2 separate regions of the Homo sapiens genome follow, and region 2 is linked to region 1. Evidence: chromatin loops called from intact Hi-C (ENCODE). Cell type or tissue: MCF 10A. All regions are shown on one strand. Each heading gives the region's core, and the rest is flanking DNA. Links, peaks and the distances in the headings are about the cores only. Region 1 overlaps NMNAT3 (nicotinamide nucleotide adenylyltransferase 3). Region 2 overlaps COPB2-DT (COPB2 divergent transcript).

Evidence for each region. Hi-C counts contacts between places; a loop is a spot of excess contacts. Peaks named below come from ENCODE experiments on the same cell type or tissue, not always from the same donor. Only the 100,000 strongest peaks of a DNase experiment are listed, where the experiment ranks them.
Region 2: a loop joins it to region 1, with 26 times the contacts of the local background. A loop is called at or near these places in 10 of 110 quality-filtered maps.

What each region holds. Positions count from the first base shown.
Region 1 is chr3:139,627,108-139,632,491 of GRCh38, forward strand. It overlaps NMNAT3 (nicotinamide nucleotide adenylyltransferase 3), which reads right to left. Exons shown (of 7, transcript NM_001401600.1): 4 at 509-657. The coding sequence starts at 617. Among named protein-coding and RNA genes, the nearest start is that of NMNAT3, 48 kb to the right of the region's middle. In MCF 10A, for the core only: no CTCF peak of the experiment used is centred there; a DNase peak (open chromatin) is centred at 2,134.
Region 2 is chr3:139,424,829-139,430,212 of GRCh38, forward strand. The region is part of intron 3 of COPB2-DT (COPB2 divergent transcript); the gene reads left to right. Among named protein-coding and RNA genes, the nearest start is that of COPB2-DT, 38 kb to the left of the region's middle. In MCF 10A, for the core only: a CTCF peak has its summit at 2,919 (motif pointing right); a DNase peak (open chromatin) is centred at 2,933.

The DNA of each region.
Region 1 (5,384 bases), core at 220-5,219:
TTCCTGTCAAAGTCATGCCATCTGTATTGGAAATGCCCTATATACAAGATTATTAATTTGTAATAATCTAAGATCTATTCTTTAAAATGAGAAAATGTCAAAATGCCCATTATCAAGCATTTTCTTACCCTCTGAAGAGTATCAGGAGCTTTCTAAGGCACATGCTACCTATTCATCTGGCTGTGTAGGTAGATGTTGGGAGTACCAGGAAGGATGCCCTGATTGTGGCACAGGTTCTGTAGAGGGCCTGTTGTCGTTCATTGCCAATGTGAGGTGGGCAGGGAGGGGAGACCTTGAGATGTGTTCAGCTCTATGGCAAGGGGTATGACTTGTACATATGTCACAAGACTATAAGCATCAACCCTTTGAATATGATGAAAAAAATATGCCACTAGTTATGCTGTGAATAAATTGAGCTGTTTTAATAATAGTGATGCCAGCAGCCAGAAAAGCCCCATGAAGCCTAACCCACCAGTTCTTCTGTTGGACTCAGGGCCCCCTGACTGACCTGTTTGGTGTAGGTGATCTCTGGCCACCTCAAACATGCGCAGGTGCATGTTGGTGATGGGGTTAAAGGAGCCACAGGCCAGGAGCACCACAGGTATTCGGCTCTTCATCTTGTCAGGCACATCCACACCTGTTGCAGTGGCCACCCTGCTTTTATGGGGACAAAAGCTCATGTCAGGGAGTTAGCACTGAGACAATTATCCAGATCAGTCTCTCTAAACCACACACAGACCATTACTTCTCACTTGTAAGATGACTGAGGAGGCCATTAAAACAACGTTTAAGGAGGGTTGGCCATGGGCCATGAAGTATGCCAAGTGCTATGCCAAGGCGTATCCTTCTCTTGCCAAGTCCTTTTTAACGACCCTGAGTGGTTACTCATACAGCTCAGGGACCTTAGAAGCTACTGGGCCAGGACTGGAACCAAGGCAGCCTGATCCCAGAACCCATGTTCTATTCTGAACCTCTATATCCTCCTTGAGCTCTGACAGATCACCACGGGGTCAGAAGGAGGGCTAGAAGACTCCCGTAGTGCCATCTCTGGTAGTCCTAATAGATCTCACAAGGTCCTAGAGTAGATTAGCACTTTTAAAACACTTTTTATTTTGAAACAATTTCAGACTTATTGGAAAAAAGTTACAAAATTTATACAAAATGTTTTATACTCTTTATCCAGATTCCCCAATGTTAACATTTTACCACACTTGCTTTATCACTCTCTTTCCACACACATACATACCTGTTTATAAATATTTTTTCTGAAATGTTTGAGAGTAAGTCATAGACATAAAATCTCTTTACTTCTAAATACTTCAGTATGTGTTTTCTCAGAATGAATACACTTTGTTACATAACTGCAGAACAATGATTAAAATCAGGAAACCAACATTGTTACTGGACTATTATCTAATGTGCAGACTGTATTCTGATCTCACCTATTGTCCTTTATCTGGGGCCCAAGCATTTTGAGAGGGTGCAGCCCACCCTCTGGTCTCACCCTGTTGAGGTTAAAGGTGAGAAGGAAACAGCCCAGGCTCCAGGGCAGGCTGGCAGACACGGCTCTCTTGCCTCTGAGATGCTGCCTCCTCGAGGTGGGACTTGGTTGACCCCTAGTTCTACCTCTCACTGGCTGTGAGGCCTAGGGCAAATCACAGACCCTCTCTGAGCCTCAGGTTTCTAACCTGCAAGATGGGGATAATGTTACTTACTCTTACAAGGTTATAGTGAGGATAGTTACATATGGAAAGTGCCTGATACGTAAGAAGCATTTAATAAATAATCACTGTGGCTGTGGTGATGATGATGACAATGGTGAGAAAGGTGCTGCTACTGCTGACCCTAATGGAGCAGGAGGAGAAAGGAGATGGTGGTGTGTCTGTGGTAGGCAGTGTTTAAGATGGCTCCCAATGATCCTTTTAGTATTCACTGGTAATCTCATCCCTTAAGTATAGGCTGAAACTTGCTTACAACAAACAGAATACAGCAGTAGTGGTTACCACTTCTGAGATAAGGTTACCAAAGGCCCCTGGCTTCCCTCTTGCTCACCTCTTTTGCTTTCTTACTTGCTCACCCTGATGCAGCCAGCAGGCAGGTTGTGAGCTGCCCCGTGGAGATGCCCATGGGCCCAGGAAGTGAGAGAGACCTCTGGTGGCCAACAGCCAGTGAGGAACTGGATCTGCCAAAAACTATGTGCATGAGTGTGGGTGTGATCTTTCCCCAGTCAAGTTTTCAGATGTGATTGCAGCCCTGCGAACACTGACTGAAGCTTTATAAGATAGGCTTTATAAGTTAAATTATATCTGAATTCACGACCCACAGAAACTGTGAGATAATAAATAAAAATAATAAATAAATGTGTTATCTTAAGCTGCTACATTTTGATGTAATTGGTTATGCAGTAATAGATAATACAGAAACCAATGGGAGGAATGCATTTATTGCCTTTATTATTCATCTTGCTGTGATGGTCTTAGCTGTAATCCTGCAGTTCTGGGGGCAACATGTAGAGTGCTCAGTCACAGGAACCTGGGACCCTGCTTATATCAAAGGAAACTGTTTCAATTTGGCCCATGTTATCTCCTTCTCCAGGCTTTCATCCAGTTTCCTACTTTATATTCTAGCAACAATGAACTACCTATTAGGACTTCTTTGTGAGATCTTCATGGCTTCCTGCTTCAACCTTCTGTACAGGCTATTTTGGTTTCCTCCAACCAGAAAACCCCCCGGCACATCCCAATATGTTAAGATCCAATTCATATGATCACATTATTTATTACTTCATCACTATTTATCAATTACCTGCTAGGTACCTATATCAGTTAGGGATATATTAGCTGCAAATACCAGAAGCCTAACCTCAGTGGTCTAAACAAAGAGAGGTTCATTTGTTTCTAACATGACAAAAAGTCTGGAAGTAGGCACCTAATGACATGAAATCATGGGCTCAACAATGACCTACAATTCTTTCAGTTTCTGTCTCATGGTCACATCATAACCTCAATAAAGGCAAGAAGGAGGAGCAAGAAGCTGTACTAGATTGGCTATTCCTCTTAATCAAGAACACAAGAGCTTTTTTAGAACCTCCTGTAGATTTTGCTTCTGTCTCATTGGCCAGAACTAGGTTACATGGCCACTGTAGCTACAACAGAGGCCAGAAAAGGCATCTATTTAGCTTGACAGCCTCTCCAGTGAGAACAGTAAGGGAAAGGGGATTGGAAACTGGATTAACTAATTCACTGTGGCTGCCACAGAGTTGGGGATACAAGTGTCTGGGACTTGGGAGGGTGGAAGGCTGCTGAGATGGCTTCTTTGACATCTAGCTTAGGTTAACTCATCTCTGACTTACCTTTAATAAACCACAAGCGACATTTTATTGAAAAAGCCTGCTTATGTGTCTTTCCTATCCACTGGACAGTAAACCCTTTAGGAAGGGAAGTGGTGTTTTCTCCTTCTTGGGATTTCAGCTCGAAGCACAGAGCCTGGCCCAGAGTAGGGATCAGTGAAGACTGAAACAGGGCACTGGCAGGCTGGAGGGCATGTACTCTGAGCTACAGTGTGAAGATGAAAAGCTCTCAGCCTAGGCGGGCCGTGGTCTCTCCATACTTCCTTTGAGGCAGCAGGAATACCCCCAACTGTGTGGGAAGAAAGCAGTCAACAAGCTGCTGCTAGCTTTTTCCCAGGGAGGTTGGATGGTTTAATGAGATATTTGCAAAGTGTGCCAAGCTATTCACAAGAGCAGCCTCGTGATGACTGTATCTGAAAAGGTGGCTGTTTTTTTTTTACAACTGTTATGAAGTCTTTCAAAATCCTGTTTCATTTTGACAAAATATACATTGTTAGCACCATTAAAATATGTAACAGCATCTCAGGTAACCTGGGGCTCTCATCCATTTTTCCAAAAGTTCCCAGAAACTATAAATTAGAACAATTTGTTTGAATGGTGGCATCAACAGCAATGAAGTGTGATGCTGAGAAGGAGAATAAATGACCTTTAATAAGTGCCTCTCTTTCTTTTTTTGCTGTGGGCATACTGAGCCACACTGTTCTAGTGGTGACTGTGCTATGTCTGGGCCATATCGCAGGCTGAAGGACACAGGAGTGCACATTCCCAGGATCAGTAACAGGGTCAGTGCACCTGTACCATGTGTACACTCAAATTTGCTTCAACTAAGTACCCTCCCAAGCCAAACCCAGCGAAATACAGTGATAGGGCTAAAATGGAATCACTCCAGGGATCCACCAGGACAATAAACTGGCTCTAATTTGAGTGCAAATCTCATCAGACACAAGGCAAGATGCATGCTATAAAAGTGTCCCATCTGCCCTTATCATCTAATAATATCTAGTGAGACGGAGCAAGTGAGGGAGACTTCTGCTATTGGGGAAGGCTTCTCATCAATAAGCATTTAATGGAGGCCAGAGAGTGATAATTGCAGCTGAAGGATTTAACAAGTTGAGAATGTGGTGTACAGGCTTGTTGGAATTTATCATTAAACTGGAGACAAGGCAAACAGGTTCTACCTTTGGCTCCCGCCCCCTCCCCAGCTTACTGCCTCCCACTCCATAGTCATCTAGACAGCATTTCATCCCACTCCTCAAGCACAACATGCTGCTTCTGCAAAAGCAGTCATGACCACCTGAAACGCCATCCTGATGATCTGCCTTCAAGGTTTTCTCCCTGGAATATTTACCTCCCCCCTACTGCCCTCACCACCATGCTAACTCTGTACTTGTTACATATTTTATCACCTTTTTGTTTCTTCACCAGAGAACTGTCATTTTTTTAATGCATGTTGCTCTTCTCCAAGTGGAAGATAATATCTTAGAGGTTTTTTATTTTTTATTTGTTTTTTTAAGAGACAGGGTCCCACTTTGTTGTCCAGTTTGGAGTGCAGTGGCATAATCATAGCTCACTGCAGCCTCAGACTCCTGGGCTCAAGTGATTAGAGAGTGGTTTTTAAATTCATCTTGGTCCTTTCAACTCCTAGCACTGTGCCTGGCACCAATAGGTACTCAGGAAATGTGTGTGGAAAGAACAACAGAGTCAGTGTCTATCCCTGACCAAGTATTTTTGTCAGATGTCTACCTCCTCTCTTTGGTTCTGTCCCAGTCAATGGAATGAGCCTTCCAGAGATATAAAGTGAACTTTCTGGCTCCCTGAAGGCACACAAGATCCCTCCCCAAAGCCCCACTTCACCCGACTCAATCTGAAACTTAAAAAAGACATCCTTGCCTATTGGGCCCTCTTTACCACCATGATCCTGTCAACAGGGATATGCTGGCCTCCTGCACATTGACACCAAGGTCATCCCTCTGCCCTACAGAACTGGAGGTTGATGGCTGTCCATTTGCCAAGACAGTCCAGACAATTCCTTCCA
Region 2 (5,384 bases), core at 239-5,238, 200 kb before region 1:
AAACTCCTGACCTCAGGTGATCCGCCCCCCTCGGTCTCCCAAAGTGTTGGGATTACAGGCATGAGCTACCGTAGCGCCTGGCCTCCACTAATGTATTTTTTTTTTTTTTTTGGTTTTTGTTGTTCCAGGATACTATTCAACATACCACATTGTATTTGATTGTCATTTCTCCCTGTTCTCTGACAGTCTCCAATTGTTCCTGGGTCTTTCTTTGTCTTTTGTATGATCTTGACACCTCCAGAGATCAGTTATTTTATTGTATGTTCCTTATTATGAACCTGCCTAGGGCATTCTCCTGATTGGACTGAACTCTTGCACGAAGAAGCTTTCTGAAAGCTTCCAACTTCTGAAATTCAGAAAGAATTCCTAGAGAAAGGAGGGGTGGGGAAGGAAAGTCAAGCTACTGCTGGTCCTGAAGAGGAGTCTTCTCCTTTTGAGTTTTTAGATATATCCCTGGGGAAAAGACCACAGAAGCACCAAATAGATTTGTGGAGCCCAAGAGCTAAAGGCCCATGTGCCTTTTTCCTGCATAAAGGCCCAGGAGGGCTAGAATTACCCAGAGAGGGATGGAAGTGGCTGTGAGGGGTGTATGAGGGAGTAGAGAAGGCACCATATGTGGCACGGCAGGGCATGGCAGAGTAATTTTTTGTGTGCCAGGGACTGGGCACAGAAGCCACTAAGAAAGCTTGAGAGCTGGGAACAAGGAACATCTCCACAGTGAACTCCCTAACAGATAGCTCAGGGGATCTCTCAGCTAGTGTGGACAGGAAACATCAAGGACATTACATAAGCTCCCCCTCATTCCGCCCCAGAATCTAGATGTAATCAAGAGGACAGAGAGATGCTCCAAATTTGCTTCCCACCTACCAGAATAGGGACTCTGCTCTGTATTAACCTATAAATAAAGTATGTTGCTTGTGCTCTTGAGCTATCATCTGGGATTCATACCTCCTAATAAATGCCACTGAATATTATGAATAAAGGTATATGTGCACAGGAGTGTGTGCATGAGTATGAGTGTGTATGTTTGTTCCAAGCAGAGATAGCAGCATTTTCCAAGGTCTGGAGATAAAATGAGAATGTGCATGTGGAGAACTACAAACCATTCATGGGAAAGTACACAAATGGGCTGTTTTTTCAGGTCGGGTTCCCAATGATACCGTCTTTTTTCTATTACACAGTGACGTGTGTAAGGCACCAAATCATGATGCTAGGAAAAACATCTTGATATGTAATGCCATACCCACCATCTAGGTAATGGTACTGCATATCTTTGGTCCTTCCGCATGTGCCAGAGGGTGTGCTGCCATTAACCATGAAAGGAACCCTTCAGCATGTTTATGAGTGTGGATGAGAGGTATTGCCCCTTTTTCCTCCAGATGGTGAGCAGGTTGAAATGACAGCTCAGCCACTCCACCACTAATAAAACTTCCTGACACTCTGTAGTCCTTTATGGACTATGACTCAGTTCAAATTGCTAGACTTACGGAATGTAGAATTTTAGGCCAAAGAGGTTCTGAGTGGGGCCAATTGCCTAAAGGTACAGATGGTGAGACTGAGGTGTAAAGAGGCAACGATGCCTTGCCTAAGTGTCCTCAGCAGGCCTGTGACTGAGTCTCTGGGGCTCCAGGTCCCCAGCCCAGTGTTTTCTGGCTACTTCACCGTGTTTCATGGCTCTCTGGAGTAGCCTCCTTTCAGGAAAGCACTACCTGCCCCTTTCGCTCACTCAACTTTCAAAACCCAGCTCAAATACCCGCTGAATTGACCTTCCCCATGGTAATTCTTATTTATTTGGCAATTAAATAAGTGTTGTCTAATGCCCTATCTTCTAAGGTTATTCTGTCACCTTAAATATTTTTTTTTCAAAAAAGACTTAAATTTTAAAGTCTTTATTATCTTTATTATCTTATTCAATAAAACTATTAAATTTTTGAGGATAGGCATCATAATTTGTGTGTGTGTGTGTGTGTGTGTGTGTTCCCTCAACAGTACCAAGCACAGTGTCTTTTACTAGTAGGTTGCCTCTAGCAGGTAAATAATAAATATTAGTTGATTTGATACTGCTAGCACAAGTTCATTGCCGTGTGAAATGTGATGCAGAGGCAGTATAAAGTTAATAACATGGACTCAGGAATCAGCAGGCCTGGTTTTGACAAGTTGTGTGACTTTGGAAAAGTTGCTCAAGTTCTGAGCCTCAGTTTTCTCATCAGTGATGTGGGTTAATGACACTAATCTCTTACAGGATTGACAAGAGGATCACATGGGATTATATATACACATTTATATGTATATATAGCTATCTGTATATTACTAGATATAGTTATTATTATAGTAATATAGTAATAATTACTGTATTATATATTATAGTAATAACTATAACTATGTATAGTAATATATAGATATAGCATATGAAACCCACACATATATATGGCCACAGCTATAATCCTTCAGTTGATGGCAGCTATTACTACTATTAACGTCATGAGTTGGAAATCAGGCCAATTAACTCCATCCATTGAGTTCTATAGGCTCAAACTAAATCTTCAACAAATATAGTCATCTCAACACCTGCAGAAGGGTTAGAGAGTCCAGGCAAAATCATGTGGGTAGGCACCCATGCAAATTCTCACCCACTGTTATTCCACCATACTCCCACACTCATAAAACAGTAGCATATAACACGGGTGCCACGTACCATGGTGATGTGTATTTGATACACAAAAATTATGTGAATTATGCATGTGTGTACATATGTGTATGTGCACACATTTGCAGGATAGTACTCTCCAAAAACAAAAACAAAAACAAACAAAACAAAACTCTTCCACCCCAGCCAACTCAAACAAGTAGTCCTCTTGCCCAATAGTTGTTAGCCATATTCTCTCCTTGCATAAATATAACCACTAGGAGGCGCCTTAATCCTTCTCTTTAGCAGCCTTTCTGCTCGTTAACACCAGGGAGTCAGATCTGAAAGTCTTTAAGTGAATCTTTCTCAACCCACTGCAGAGTGTGCAAATCATTTCCTCAGCTGATTCAGATGTATTTTGATGTGCTGGGAAACCTGAACATTCTCTCACGCTGTGGAGATTAATTACCTTGAAATATTCATTGGATTAAATGTATTTAAACATGTACTGTTTAAAGCTCAGTGCTGCAAAATGCCATCCTCAAGATATATATTACGGGCATTAAATAATTAACTTTAGTGTGTGAGAGGAGAGGGGGAGGGAGAGGAAGAGGGAAGGTGGGGGGAGAGGAGAGAGAGAGAGAGAGAGAGAGAGAGAGAGAGAGAGAGAGAGAGAGAGGGAGAGAGAAACACATGCTTATTTAGTGCTAGGCCAGTGGTGAGACTGAGAGCAACCAAATCTAAAGCTTTCCATAAATCAGCTAAATCCTGGCTTCACCTGTTACTAGAACTATGTGACCTTGGGCAAAATACTTCATCTCTCTAAGCCTCCTCTGTAAAATGAGAATGACAGTATCTCAGAAGCATGAATTTTAGATACTAATACAGGGAAAGCACTGGGTATCCTGCTTAAGACATAGTAGCACTCACACAAAGCAAGACTCGGCTTCCTCTTCCTCTTCCTCTTCTTCTTCTCTCCTTTAGACCTAGATACGAGGACTTGATCTTGGCTTTGCCATTCTCCTTCCTTCTCTGTGCCAAAGTGTTGTCGCTCAGCTCTGGGAACAGCAGCAGTCCATGCGTGTGAGGTGTACTGTCTCTAGAGACAAACTACCCAGGCCCATGGCCCAACTCCATCCAGCACGTACCAGCTGTGCGACCCTCAGCGCCTCAGCTCCTTTATCTGCAAAAGGGGATAATAACAGTACCTTGCCCCACAGGGCTGCCGTGAGGGTCTAAGGAGTTACCATACATATAAATTCATGAGAACAGTACCTGCCACATAACCAGTGCTTTCCAGGGGTTGGCTATTATTATTTTAGGTTCAATTCAGTTTTCATGTGTATTCAACTCCTCAAACTGTATTTCTCCTCGTGCACCATCCTACTTGTCTCAGTGTCACGCTTAGTTCTTAAATCTTTCAGCAGCTGTATGCTCTAAGCTTTAGCCTCCCCTCTTTCACTTACCCAAATTTACCTCTTCTTAGGATCCTGGTTTATGGCCTCTGTAGGAATTGAAGCAAACCAACTCATCTTAACATTGTACTAAGAGGCTACAGCTGAATATAAGCTCTAGTGGGGCAGAGGTGCTGTCTGCCTTATCCACTACCTATCCCTAGTACCTAGTAGGTCCCTGAACATAGAAAGTGCTCAATAAATACATTACGTGACTCTCTGGACTTTCAGAAACACAAAATATTCGTTGAAAGTAATGGATTACCTGAGGTCAGGAGTTCGAGACCAGCCTAGCCAACATAATGAAACCCTGTCTCTACTAAAAATACAAAAATTAGCCGGGCGTAGTGGCAGACGCCTGTAATACTAGCTACTCAGGGGGCTGAGGCAGGAGAATTGCTTGAACCTGGGAGGCGGAGGTTGCAGTGAGCGGAGATCACGCCATTGCACTCCAGTCTGGGAGGCAGAGTGAGACTCTGTCTCCAAAAAAAAAAAAAAAGAAAAAGAAAGTAATGTGTTTTGAATGGTGGGATTTCAGGCGTCTTGACAGGCTGCTGGAGGGGAAAACATTGAAGGTAGGGGACTTTCATCTGTGTCCTTCAGACCACAGTGGCTAGGAGACCTTCAACTTTACTTACACATGTGGCTATTTTTTTTTTAACTTTTTCTTTTGAAACAAATTTTGACTTACAGAAAAGGTGCAAAAAATGTACAGTGAGTACTCATATATGCATTGCTTGGCTTCCCTAAATGTTAAAGGAACATCTTAAATAACCATAATACAGTGATCAAAACCATGAAATTAACATGGGTACTATTAGTGATGTTATGAGTGTTATTAATTACTATTAATCAAGCAACAGGCCTAATGTGAATTTCACCAGTTCTTTCATTGATTGGATCTCACATCGCATTCAGTTGCCATGTCTCCTTGGTCTCCTCTAATCTGTGACATTTCCTCAGTCTTTCCAGTCTTTCCTTGTCTTTTGTGACCCTGCCACTTTTAAATAAGGCAAGTCAGTTATATTGCAGAATAACTGTCAATCGGGGTTTGCTTGATGTTTTCTCACTATTGAATTGAGGTTATGCATTTTTGGCAGGCATACAACGGTGATATGACCTCAGTCTATGGATCAGGGAGTACATGATGTCAATAAGTCTTATTACTGGTGATAATTAACCTTGATCATTTGGTGAAGGCAGTATCTGCTGGCTTTCTTCACTGTAAAATTACCATTTTTCTCTTCATAATTAGTGAATATCTTGAAGGACGTATTTGACACTATGCAACTATTTTGTTTCTC